2 separate regions of the Mus musculus genome follow, and region 1 is linked to region 2. A link is a contact called in ENCODE Hi-C or POLR2A ChIA-PET data. All regions are on one chromosome and are shown on one strand. Each heading gives the region's core, a stretch centred on a gene start or an enhancer-like site at or near the end of the contact. The rest is flanking DNA. Distances are from core to core; before and after follow the strand shown. Region 1 overlaps Mprip (myosin phosphatase Rho interacting protein). Region 2 holds the start of Mprip (myosin phosphatase Rho interacting protein).

The links. Hi-C counts contacts between places; a loop is a spot of excess contacts on that map. ChIA-PET counts read pairs that join two places held with the same protein, here RNA polymerase II (POLR2A).
Region 1: a loop to region 2 is called in a map of left cerebral cortex, with 4 times the contacts of the local background. The contact joins the enhancer-like site here to the promoter of Mprip in region 2. A Hi-C loop is called at or near these places in 13 of 37 maps with a recorded cell type or tissue (adrenal gland, gastrocnemius, heart and 1 more). POLR2A ChIA-PET finds 5 or more read pairs at or near these places in 1 of 5 experiments (Patski).

The regions. Positions count from the first base shown.
Region 1 is chr11:59,703,162-59,709,810 of GRCm38, forward strand. The region is part of intron 3 of Mprip (myosin phosphatase Rho interacting protein); the gene reads left to right. Among named protein-coding and RNA genes, the nearest start is that of 1700007J10Rik, 34 kb to the right of the region's middle. Within about 2 kb of position 4,993, at least 3 of the 3 ENCODE cell types and tissues checked have a DNase peak (open chromatin) inside an H3K27ac peak, as active enhancers do; they include gastrocnemius, heart and left cerebral cortex, where a contact is called at or near this core.
Region 2 is chr11:59,657,361-59,664,250 of GRCm38, forward strand. Mprip (myosin phosphatase Rho interacting protein) reads left to right here and starts at 5,147. Exons shown (of 24, transcript NM_001368931.1): 1 at 5,147-5,588. The coding sequence starts at 5,466.

The sequences.
Region 1 (6,649 bases), core at 3,743-6,242, 46 kb after region 2:
TGTCTCCCTTCTAAACAGAGAGGAGTGATATTAAAGGTAGTAGTGTCTTTAATATGTATTTTATGTATGTGTATGCAGGCATCAATAGAGGCCAAAGAGAATGCCAGATCTCCTGGAGCTGGAGTAATAGGGGTTATAAGTCTCCTGGAGAGTATAGGACAGAGTACATTGCTCTGGGAACTGAAGTCAAGTTGTCTAGGGGAGCAACTGTTGAGCCATCCCTCTAGTCAACTTGAACCAGGTTTCTTTGCTGTAGAGATCTCCACTTCAAGGTACAATACAGAATAAAAAGTATGCTTGATGCAGAGGTTAAGAAAGCAGTCACTGGGTGTGATTCTGTGGGAACACTGATATTTGGAGACTAGAGTATAGAACACTGTTGGAAATGGAGTGACACTGTCAAAGGAATTGCACAGGGAGATTCACTAGGCAGAGGTTATTGAGCCAAACAGAGAGCCACGCCCAAAGCCCCTTCAGAGCATTTAGCACGTCCCTTAACTTTGCCTGGTTCTCTGCCTGAGTTGCCTGCAGGATCTTTCACTTATGTTCATGTTTTCAATAATGTTCAAATGACCTTCTCCCCTCCACTAGAAGAGGGCAGTGTCAGACTCATGTGGCCTTTGTAGCGAGGCATCAGCTTCTTTGCTTTCAGTTCTGAGCTTATCATAGTCACAATGGAGAACTTCAGAGATGTGCAGCAATAAGGATGTGTCAGATAATCCTAGTTGATCACATTTGGGAATGCCTGGGTTCCTTCCTCATCCTGTGAAACAGCATGGGGATGAAAGACAGATCTTTGAGGATCTGCCTCTAACCCTTAATGTTGGAATTAAAGATGTGTGCCACCTCACCTGGTTGGATTTGTCCCAGGTCCTTCCTTCTGGAGCTTCTGTCTTTTCTGCTTTGCTGTCTTGTACCTGAGAATGCCTCACTCCTGCTTTGTTACACACTTGTTTTCTTTGTGCCCTGTTTCCTAGGTGTAATTATTTTAAAGACTAATCCTTTTCCTTGTCTACTTTGCCCTGTCTCTTTGCCTTCTCAGCTTCCTTTCTATTGGCTTTGGCTTCAGGTTTTCACAAATGAATAGCAACCGAGTGCATAAACTTACAAGTAGACGTGACCCCACAACAAGTCACCTTAAGTAGAGCACCAACAACAGACCAGAGCAGGTGTCTACTAAATCCAGACTGGCTAGCCAGGCCGTTAATTTAGATTTCTTAGGGAGCACTGATGAGGGATTACTTGCATAGGCAGCCCCTAAACAGCAGCAGCAGCAGCATTGCAAAGTCCCACCCCTGAGTCCCCTTTTCCATTAATAATCTACTTCTCGTATGCGCTGGTATTTCTCCTGGTCACTTGCAGCGGGGAGAAGGCAGGAGGAAGTGATGGCTGAACTCTCTGCTGAAGATCCTTTGGCCCTCCCTCTATCTTTTATGGAGTATTGATAGCCCCATTGACATTACTAAAGACCCAGCTACCTCTGTATTGTTATCAATTAGTTGCCATGGTTTCTAGGCCTAGATTTTCTTTTCCATGATGTACATAGGGTTAACATGTTAGATCTGGAGGAAAAAGGTGTATTAGAGACTGGCCTCAGACTATAAATGCATACAGAATGTACACATCTTTATTCACCTACAGTACTTGCCTGAGGAGAATTGTGACCCTAGCTTCTTTGAAAGGTCCCAAGTGTCCCCAGAGATAAGCATCTGGCACATCCATTCTTTGGAGAATGATATTCTCCAGAAAACTTTTTAGGTCTTTGTGAGTTCCAGGCCAACTAAGGCTACATGGTGAGACCCTGTCTTGAAAATAAATAAATAATAAAGGAAGTACAGAGAGGCAGAGGCAGAGACAGACAGTCCCACCCTGCACTTTTTTCTTGAACTGATGAGTTTTCCCAAATTGAGCCCTCTCAGCTCCCGTCTAAGGATGCCTCTGCGCAGCCGAAGGACTTGGGGTAGGGTTTTGACCTTTAGGGTACAGACTTTCTCTGAGCTGTGAATCCTTTTCCCACACTAGAGCCTTTCAGAGAGTAACCTTCCTGTGTGGCCTTCAGAGCACTAGCTTTCTAATGGTCTGTGGCAGTGTGAGTCCGCTGCCCTGGCTGTGCTCCAAAAGACTCTTCTACCTACTTGTAATCCCAGTCACTGTGTTCCAAAGTCCTAACTGACATCTCATGTCCACTGGTGTCCTCCTTTATTGTTTGTCCTTTAGAGTTTATACCTCGATGACCATTTTCAAAAAACTGTCAGTAGGCCATAAAGCTATTACATCAGCTGTGAGTAACTGGAGGCTTTCCATGTGTGTCAGGAACAGTGCAAGTTGTTGGTATATTCTGGTTTCTTACTGTGAGTGTGCCATCACTGACTGCTCTACTGTCTGATCCATACTGCAGCCTGGTTTGTGTTTGGGCCTGTGAAGGTCATGTTACTTCTGTGGGTCCCTATAGCTCTTTCTTTGCTCTTGTCAAGGTATATGTTAGTATGTGTGAATGCAAATGTACCACATTTTTGCAATTTTGCGTCCTGAATTAAATGCACCTGGCTGGCTGTTCCTTGCCTCAGTTGAAATTGCAAGCCCTCCTCGTTAGAAGCCCAGGGGTTACTTGCTATTGAAGGAGGCAGTTTATCTAATCTCCTCTGATGAATGAGCCCTTTTACTGAAGGGCCCATTCACCTACTTGGGATTAACAATAATACCCTTGTAGTGCCCTGGACAGGTCCTGCTACTGATACTTCAATAACTGAGAAATAACAGCAGAAACCTGGGGCTTAGGCCTGCCCTCCTTCCAGGGCCGTGGAGCACTGGTGGCTTTTTCTTTGTCTCACCTGTTCTCCCGAGGGCTCTGCCTATGGCCTTGGGAAACTGTCAGAGATTGGCCTTGTTCCTTCATACATAAGGTGCTGCTTTGCTCTGTGCCTTGAAACGTAAAGTTGGGAAAATAAAGATGAAAAGGGGTCCTTGCTTTCCAGTCACTTAGTCTAGCCAGAAAAATAGAATCAGCTGTCCTGAGGTGTGGAAAATGTAAGAGGTGAACAGGAAAGACACACTTGCCTTCTGTTTACCTATAGCAGGAACCAACCAACCAATCAGCCAGTAAGCTCTATAGCTTCCCGGTGACAGAAGTCAAATCAGTAATGGTGGAAGTTTTGGTAAGCTGGAAACAAGGTTGCTTGGTTACCACCTAGAGATAACAGTCAGTTCACACAAAGAGTTTGTGAACTATTCCGGTGCGCAGGCAGATGTGTACATTCCTGATGCCAAAAGTAAGATTTGTTACGTATTTAAACTTGCTACTTTTTAAAATATTGTATTCTACAGTTTGCTGTTTCATCCTACCTATTATCTTCATTTGCTATTCCATCGGGTTTATTTATGGTTCTTACAATCTCTATATACTTGTTTTCAGGTTGGTTGGTTGGTTGGTTGGTTGGTTGGTTGGCTTGTTTGTTTGTTTAAATGTAGCCTGAGATCAAGGACACTACAAGAATCAGTTGATTGGCCCACAGAATCAACTGACCAGGACTCAAGTTGGGCTCAAAGAGATCAGGGACCCTGTATGGGTCTGACTTAAGTCCTCTGCATATGTAGTATGGTTGTGTAGCTAGATACTCTTGTGAGATTCCTCACAGGGGCGCGGGGCCTGTCTCTGATTCTTCTGCCTGCCTTTGGCACCCTTTTTCTCCTTCTGAGTTGCCTTATCCAGCCTTGATATGTGCCTGGTCTTACTATAGCTTGTTATGCCACATTTGGTTAATGTTCCTGGAAGGATTGTTCTTTTCTGAAGCGGAGATGAAGCCTGTGTGAGTCTGGGGAGGAAAGAGGGGAAGAGAAACTGCAGTTGGGATATAATATATGAAAGAAGAATACATGAAAAGGAAAAATATGAGAGCCTCAGAGAACATTCTTAGAAGTAGGATTGCTGGTATGGAAATGTGTGAGTTTTGAGCCTATCAGTGGTTAACACTTCAGTAGCATTGCATGACATCAGCTAACTGGCTGGGTCTCCCCAGCTTCTCCCTTTTCCATTTTTCTCTGTATCCTATCCCAAACTATAGTGGGAGACTTTTCGAGTGAGGTCCCTAAAAGATGTTCAGTACCATGGTTGCGATCTTTGAGAACTGGGTTATTAGAAGCCTAAAGAGAACTGAGAAATCTCATTTTAGATCTTGCTTCTCCCACTGTCAGAAGCAGGATCAAAGGAGTTCAGTTTGCTGCCCCTTGCCACTTTCCTGTCCCCTGAGGCTAAAAGGGGGTTTGGGTGCAGGTACGAAGGCTACTTTATCCCCCCTTTGTAAAGGGAAATGGAGTAGGCCACATAGCAGAGTGAGAAGAGTCCACTTGGTCACTTACAGTCTCCAGACTCTACTGCTCTCTGCCTTCAGCCTCTGGCTCTCCACCACCCATTTGGCCTTTTGGAATTAGGATGAAAAAAAAAAAAAAAAAAACTGTTTCAGGCCCCAGAAGGTCCCTGCTTACTTAATTCCCATGTCTCTAAAAATATCTGAGCTTCTGCTAGCCCAGTCTCCTCCCCCATATTCTGCTGCTCTCCCCCCACCCAAGACTTAGGGGAAGAAACAAGATCTCCCTCATTGTTCTTTCCGAGCTCAGAAAGGAATAAATAAGAACACTGAGTTTCTAAAGTTGAAAGGGGGGAAAAACTGCCTTTGTTGGGCCTGGAGGGGCGTCACAGCATCTAAAGCCATCCCTGCTGGGGACAAGTCCACATTCTGTAGTCCCTTCTCTGTCACTGGGAAAGAAATGGAAGGGCCAAGAGCCTAGACTTCTTCTTTCTTATATATGTGGGATGGCAAAGGGAGCTGGGGCCTGTACAGCAGTCCAGGCTGCCTAGAGGAGCTGTATGTGGGAATGGCGTGGCTCCCAGCCTTTGACCACGCCTGGTCAGCACAGGCCAAAGGGGGCTGTGGGAAGCGGCCAACCTCAAGGCTGCTTGTGGCCCCGGGCGCTTTCTCAGGCATTTCTGGATTGGGACAGAGCCTCAGACACCACTCTTCCCATCCCCCAATCCTAGCTTTGGATTCCTGCCTAATTGAGGCTTTATTTATCTCCATGTTTCCCAGCTCTTTATGAGACAGACAAGTGGGCGAGGCCTACCCGGAGGAAGAAGGGGAAGCATAGGGGAAGAAGGGCCCAGGGGAGGAAGAAAATATAAAGGTCTACTCCCTTCTCGGAGGGGCTGTCCAGGGAGGAGCTAGAGCAAGAGAGGCTTCCCAGTAAGGTGGCTGTGCAGCATTGCTTCTTAGTCTCATCCTACTCGGAATCTAAAAATAGCCTTGTGAGAGTCACAGGCCTGCTTGCTTGTGGGAGCTCTGCACACCAGAACTCAGAAAAGCTGTATTCAGCTGCTAGTCGAAAGCCACTGGCTACCTCTCCCTTTCCTTGCAGGCCAGATCTGTGACCTCAGGATCCCGCAGAGACTTGGGGTGGAGAGGAGTGTGAACACACCCAAATGCACTCAGCAAGCTGCCATATCTTTCTGTGGAAACAGAAAAATCCGCTTCCTTTCCTCATCTTTTGCCCTTCTTTTTCTTTTTCTTTTTCTTTTTCTTCTTCTCCTTCTCCTTCTCCTTCTCCTTCTCCTTCTCCTTCTCCTTCTCCTCCTCCTTTTCTTCCTCTTCCTCCTCCTCCTCTTCTTCCTCTTCCTCTTCCTCTTCCTCTTCCTCCTCCTCCTCTTCCTCCTCCTCCTCCTCCTCCTCCTCCTCCTCCTCCTCCTCCTCCTCCTCCTCTTCTTCTTCTTCTTCTTCTTCTTCTTCTTCTCTGTCAATATTCCTACTTAACTTTTGCAAGGTAAAGCAGACCTACCTCTCTATATAGGCCATTTAAGAAAATAAAAGTCAAACTATATTGGATTTGGAGCAGTTGTGTGTAGGAGGGTAGAAGCACAAAAAAACTTTGTCATTTTGCTCAATTACAAAGTTAAGGTATGTATTGGACACATTTTTTAAGACACAAAAACAAGAGAAGATCAGTTCTCCAGAAAGTCCACTGCTGTTTGGTTTAATTTTTCAAGTCAACTCAAAAGGAAAGCCCTTCTAGGTGTCACATTCTGTCCCATGACAGCCTGTCACAATAGTAGAGATTGGAATAGACACTTATCCTTAGGGTAATGCACCCTCCTGGGGGTGGTTCTTGATAGCTGTGGGTTAGTTCTTCCTATGCACCCAAGGGTCCTGGGCAGAGGGCTGGCTAGGCAGATAAAGACATGGGTGACCTTGGAAATCTGCAACTCCCATTCCAGAAGTATTCTAACTTGAGATCTAGGTTGCTCAGAGTGCCTTGCTGGCATCATCAACCTCTCAAGCCAATTTGGCTACAAGAAGAGGTCTTGGGGACCACAGGATGCCTGGTAGGAGACCAGTCTTCTTGTTTACTCCAGGCTGGGCTTTTTCTGTTTGTGGAGTCAACCAAAACAAAATAAGTTGAGTTAGTTTGCTTTCAGGCAATTGTCAGAAAATATTTCAGTTGATTTGTGGGGGTTAAATTCCAATTCTGCTTTCTGTTAACTCACCCTGAGGTGCCTTTGTGACTCACTAAACCTGTCCTTTTTCCTTTGCACCATGAAGACTGTAAGGATAGCCAGTTAAGAGTGCAGACGGTAAGCCACAATGTAGCAGAGTCCTGTTTC
Region 2 (6,890 bases), core at 3,897-6,396:
CAGCACCCAAGGTTGTCCTTTGTGCTTCATACTACATGCTTGTGCATATGTATGTAGCATACATCACACACATAAATAATACAAACAAATAAAAAGTCAGAATCCTGGGATTGAAGAAAGGAAGAGAGCCCATCCGTCATTTGTGAACAGCTGTGTGGGAACACACTCAATGGCCATTCACAGAGCTTGAATAAATTGCAATATGGCCACATAATGAGCAGCAAGGAAGCAATATAAAAAAAATGACTGACCCAATATGATGGTTAATCTTCACTGCCAGTTTGATTGGATTAAAAAAAAATTCCCAGAGCATCAGTTGGCAATACCTTTGGGTGTGTTTTTGAGGGTGTTTCCAGAGAAGATCAACTTTGCAGAAAACTGGTCCTGAGTGTGGGGACTGGATGTAATCCTGAGTGAATATTTTCACTGACTCAATAATGGCCGTGCGTTGTTAATTCGGGAGTGGCCATATCAGGGACCACTATGCTTATGACCCATGGAAATGGCAGAGTGTTCCTTTGGCAAGGCTCAGAGGAATGACAAAGCCCTCCCTTAGTCCAAGTACAAATGCTAAAGAATGATTGACCTTTTGCTAAAACAAATATACGAAGGAAGTTTGACCACAGCTTCCTCCTCCCAGAGGATACTGGCTGAGACTGCTCCTCTAGAAAGACCTCTTACTGAGATTAACTAACGCTGACTCTTCCTTCAGCTGTATACAACAAGCTCACCTCATTTAGCTGTACATAAAAAAGCCACCTCCTCTATTCAGATGTATAAAATAAACTAAGTTTCCAGGCTGCTGCTGGTATCTCTATCAGAGCAACCCACCCGAGGCCTGATTTCTGTACACGTGTTTATGTGTCTGTCCTTCATTCCCTCAGATTTCATCCACTGCCCTAGTCTGGGCAAACCCAAAGCTATGTAGGTTGCACAAGAGTGGTCACCCAAGGGTGGGTAGCAGCATCCTGGATGCTCAAACTGAATAAAAAGGGGAAAGGATGGGAATTGGCATTCCCAGCTCGCTGCTTCCCATCGATGGAGATGTGAACGAGGCAGCTTCACACGCCTGCTTCCAAGGTCACTGGCAACTCCCGCTGCCAGGCCTCACTGACTAGGATATGTTGTAGCCTCAAACTGTGAACTAAAATAGAACAAAAGGAAGCAAAGTACCTTTGTTTCTCCCCCTCTCAAGTTGCCTGTTGTCAAGCATCTGATCATAACATACTCAGAATCAGTTCAGTATCAGTGTGGATAAATGAATCCCACCGAATTGGTGTTAAGTGAGAAAAGCCAGGAACACGGAGCAGATTCTGACTTATACCAAGTCAAAGGCCAAGATAATTGAGAACAAAATAGTGGTTACCTCTATGTGGACATGTGTGAATTTGTATAAATTCTGCTACTTCCCTGGAGGCCTTCAAGGATGACAGTCACAACCACACAGCAAGACTCAGCTGTCTTTGGGTCCCACCTGGGAGACCTTTTCTTGCTTGCTTGCTTGCTTGCTTGCTTGCTTGCTTGCTTGTTAGGTGCATATATTATATATCACAATGAACAATATAGGGAATCATCTTTCTTGTTTGGTTTGGTTTTTGACATAGGGTTGGTCTCTCAGCCAGGAACTCACTAATAGGCTGGCCTTGAGCTCACAGAGACCAGCCTGCCTTTGCCTCTTCAGTGCTGGGATTAAGAGTGCACGACTACACCTGGCCTGAATCAATCACCTCTTTTTGAGACAGGGCCTTGTTTTATAGCCCTGGACAGCTTGGTATTCTCTATGAAGTCCAGGCTGGCCTCAAACTCACAACAACCCTCTCTCAGTCCCCCAAGTGTACAAGATACTTACCTAAAATACTCTGCATGCTATGTAAGTGCCTCGCCACTGAGCTACATCCTCAATGAATCAATCTTAAGTCGACAGCCTAATGAATGTTTGTGTTCTAGGCTTCTGAAAAGGGAACCCAAAGCTGTAAGACTCAAACCTGGATTTTATAATCTGATAGGGGAAATAGTTCAGCATGATGGAATAGTATGTTTTCATCTCTTAGTTGTGGCTAGGAGTTGGCTGTGTACCCACTCTCTGCTAGGCACTGAACTAGGTGGGGAAACGCAGTGGTAACCCTGCCCTAGCTCTGCCCTAGAGATGCTGAGGCGAGTGGAATTTTAAACCTCTTCAGTGTTGTCCAATTTCATTCCTTGCATCTCTGACTGACACTGCTCTAGTTCTGGCCACATCTGTATTCTTTGGTCTTTCGTAATCATTTCCTGATGGATGCCATTTCCAAACTTCTCTTGCCATTTATCTCCCAGACCAAAGGTCTCTATGCGAGTGCCTAGTCACAAGAATCCACGACTGCGCTGGGACCTGGTTCAGCGGGAGAACCCTCACGAAGCATGTTCAAGACCATGGGTACCACCCAAAGCTGCACACTGCCAGCCTGAATACTTCAATTCTCACATACAAAGTACTTAATTATCACCATAGGCAAGGTCTTATTGTGCCCTGAGCCCAATGAGCCTCTTCTTTCAAATAGTCACGAGATAATAGTACCCACCAGCAGCAGCATACCTGCCTCCTTAGGGAGGCTGCGCTTGTACCACTCACTCATCCTCCTAATGCCTCCTCCTTCAGGGCTGTTTGAATCTCCAGCAACACCTTAATGGCATCCAGGCTTCTGTTTGTTTACACAGACTGGTCTGGATGTCCTGAGCCAAGTGCCCTGCTGTGGTGATCTGGAACATCTCTCCTCCTCCTTCTCCAGGCAGAGTCTTCCTCAGTTTTGGACTGTCCAGGGTCCTGCCTTTTCCAGAAGCCCCCGCGCTCAGTCTACTATGGAGTCAGGGGTTTCCTAGGCAGGGCCCTGCGACTTTCCAGTGGAAGGTTTCTGTTTGCCTCTTGTTTTTATCAGTTTTCATTTGCTTGAGGTCGAGCTCTTGTCAGGCTACCAGCCTCAGGATCCCTGAATCACTCTTCCTCATACCCACAGCTGTGACACCAGTGGTATGTGGCTGGCCTGGACAACGTATGCTGGGCATTTTCTTAATAGGGTAGCCTTGATTGGCCCCAAGAAACGGGTAGAACTTTAAAATATATATTTTTTGAAAACTTGTAATTAGATTTTAAATGTATTTCGTGTGTGTGTGTGCGCGTGCGCGCGCGCACATACGCACACACTGTAGCACACACTGTACTACTCATCTGGAGGTCTGAGGACAACTTTCAGGAGTTTGTGCTGTCCTTCCACCATGTGGCTTCAGGGGACTCATCTCAACTCATCAGGTGTGGTACCAAAGGCCTTTACGCGCCTTGCAATCTTGCTGGCTCTAAGTCTTTCTTTTAAACAGCTTGTACATGCTCATAAAACAAAACCCGAAAGGAACAAAAAGGTTTTATATTGAAAATTTAAAAGTAGGTCACCTCCCAATAACCCAGTTCTTCTCCCCAGAGGCCACCACTGGTATCACTTTCCGAGTATTCGGTGCAGACAAGAACCGTCAGTCTCCCTTTACCCCTTCCCCGTCTTTATTCTGGAAAAAAATTTAAATCAACAAGGTCGCAAGGATAGTCCAGTAAACACCCTTTCCCAAAATTCACCAATTAACAATTGGCCACATTATGTGAAGTATTTTGCAAAGATGATTATCACCTAATGCTTGCAACACCTTACATTCATGTCAGTTTTGTCCATGTGGTCAGTGAGGTGCCAGTGAGGGCAAAAGACCTGCCCACAGCTGGATCAGAGCTGGGCTTTCCCCTCAGGCTGCAGGCACACTTTGATCTGGGCTCCTTCATTCCTGATTCCTTGTGCAGGAGAGCATTTCTTTCTCAAAATGGAAATGCACCTCCCCGGGGTAGTCACCAGATGACCAGTGGAAAAGTACGCAACTCTGAAGGCATTTCTCTCCTAAAGCCTCCTTGTGACCTGAGCGCAGCTGCTCTCAGTGCCACCACCTGCTCCAATATCACCTCCATTGTGAAGAATGAGTTAGTTCAGCCTGTTAAAAAACACAGGCTGACTTCTGGAACTGCCAGCCAGCTGAGCCTGGAATCTCAGGTCAAAGTGATTCCTCCTTTCTGTCTTGCCTCCCTCACTCTTTCCCTTTCCTCTCCTCCTTAGCCTCCTTATAAAGGTCTCATTACGGTCCAGACTGGCCTTAAACTCTCCACCCTCCTAGATCTACTTTCAGAGTTCTGGGACCACATACTCCTTTCTTGTTCCTCCTCCCCACACTTACACCTGCATACCTTGGGAACAGTTCTGCATGCTCTCTGCTTAGATCCATTTCACTGCTGCTGGGAACAATTTGCCTCCTAAGGAGCAGGGGTTGTCCCCCTCCATCCCCCTCCCCTCCGCCCATTCTGGACTCCTCTGTCGTTTCCTTTCCAAGTGGCCTTTTGCCTGGGAGTCTGGACAAGAGTGGCCTGTAGTATATAGTTCAGGCCCTTCTTGCAGAGTGACCTTGCACAAGCTATTCGCAGTGTCTGAGCTTTTGTCTCCTCAAGCACAAAACGGAGGTAAGAGTGCGTACGTAACTCTAGCAGAATTGGGCTCCCATAATAGAATTGACAACTCCTCACGGCTGCTGACATCTTCTAGTCACCTCGGAAACACTACGTCTTATTACTTAACTGCTCCGCGCGCCTCAGTTTCCTTACGTAAAACCGGAATGGTCACGGGAAGGTTATGGAACTTTAATGATCTAAAACACGGGAAGCACTTGAAACAATTTCTAGTCTTTATGGTGGCATCTGGGTCGACCACAGACCTAGCACACAGTAGGGGCGCAGGCTAGACGAGGCAGAAGGCCGCAGCGAAGAGACTACGAGAAAGACAGGGGCCCGCAGGGAGACCGCGGAGATCTCCGGCGTCCTTCCGGGAGCAGCCCAGCCCAACGCCGCAGCTGTCAGGCCGCGGGCGGCGGCGCCAGTCCACCAAACCTGAAAGTTCCATCCCAGCGCCTCCACCTTCCCAGCCTGGACAAGTTACCTTGCGCCCGCTGCTCCCGGTCCCGCCCCCGTCATCCATTGGTCGACGGGTTTCTTTGTTAGCAGGAGCGTGCGGGTGCCATTGGCTCGCGGGGCTGCCGGTTGCGGTGCCCCGCCCCACCCCGCCCCTCCCCGAGTGCGCGCGGCGCCCAGCTCGGTTCGTTCGCGGTGGCGGCGGGCGCCGGGTGAGCGCGACGGCTGGACTTGCCGGCCGGCGCCTTGGGGGCGGCCGCGGTGGAGCCAGCGGCCGGAGGCCGCGTCCGTCCATGGGCCCACAGCGGCCGGGCGGCGGGGCGGGGCGCGAGGCGGCGCGCGCGCTCTGAGGCCGCGGCGAGCAGGCGGGGCGCGGCGCGAGAGGGGAGGCCTTTCCGGGCCTGCGGCGGCCAGCGCAAAATGCGGCGGCGGCCGCGCTGAGTCCCCGACCCCCGGGAGAGCGCTGGGCCGTGGCGGCCCGCTCCGCGGCCGCCTAGCCGACATGTCGGCGGCCAAGGAAAACCCGTGCAGGAAATTTCAGGCCAACATCTTCAACAAGAGCAAGTGTCAGAACTGCTTCAAGCCCCGCGAGTCGCATCTGCTCAACGACGAGGACCTGACGCAGGTGAGCTGCCGCGGGTGCGGAGCTGAGAGTCCTGCCTGCGAGTCGTGCCGGGGAGCGCAGAGCCTGCGAAGGCCAAGAGAGAATAAAAATGGAGCAGGGAAAAAAAATGCGTGAGAGTTGGGGGATGGGGTTGGAATGGGGGCGGGAAGAGTATCGATAGAGCTGGGACAAAGGGAAAATCCTCAAGAATGCCGAAAAATAACATCCTTTCCCGTTCCCATAGCTCTGCCGTGTGATTCATGCTTGTTGGGTGACTCAAAAAAATGTCTGGTTTCCCTGGATAGGAACAAAGTGGGGCTTGCTTGCCACTTGTCAGTACTACCCCCCCCCTCGCCCCCCTCGCGACTTGTCTTGGGACTGGACGCAGACTTGGCCACCAAACTGTCCCAGGAATTGGCATGTTTGCGTGGGTCACCAGTTTCCATCTTGTGGAATAGAGCCTGCTCTCCTTCTAAGTCACTGTCACCGTCAGGGTCTGAAGAGAGATGAGGTGTTTCTCTTCAGATGGGTGGGTCTTGCTCTTGAACTGAAGGTAGGAATAGCTTTTGTCGAGGGGTAGGGGCTTCCCTTCTTGGTTTTGCTTTCTGGCCCAGGAGACCAAGAAGACCTGTACATTCTGGGGAAAGTTGGTTTCCCCCTCTGTCTGCCCTTAATTTGTTAGTCAGGATTTTGGACCAGGTTAGACGCTCTTCCTAACCCGTGTCAAAGTCACAGTCATGGAAAACAGAGTTCCAGACCTCCAAGTCACAGTCATGGAAAACATTGTCCTAGATTGCCAAAGACCTCCAACCCCGGAGCAGTGTAGGAGATTGGGAATTTGTGTTGGTACAAGGTCTCCAATTTGGGCAACTGGCCCTTGGGAACTGGTTGCTCTCCCGTTTCTGGTGTTGAGGATTCCTGGCCTTGTTTGCAGCACTTTGGGAAAGCACTATATATCCTGCTCCCCTTTCCCCTCGCCCACTTCCTTTGCCCCCTGCTTGCTGACTTCAGTGGAGTTCCCCACACGGTCCAGCCAGTGCCACCTAGTTGTAGCCACTCCTTTTGGAAAGAGCTGTTTAGACTGAAAACATTGCTTTGAAGTGCCCTGGTTTGGCTGTTTTTAAAGCCTTTATGGGCAAGCAGGCAGGCAAGCAAGGTTTGACTTGTTTTATGGGGCAAACTAGAGTGGAGTAGTAGGGCAGGGGTTATGGCCTCTTTCTCTGAGGTCAGATTTCCAATAGCCAGGAAGCAATCAGGAAGCTTAACCAGACTCTCCAAGTCTCAGTCATTGATTTGTGAGAATGCCAAGGGCCTTAGAGACCT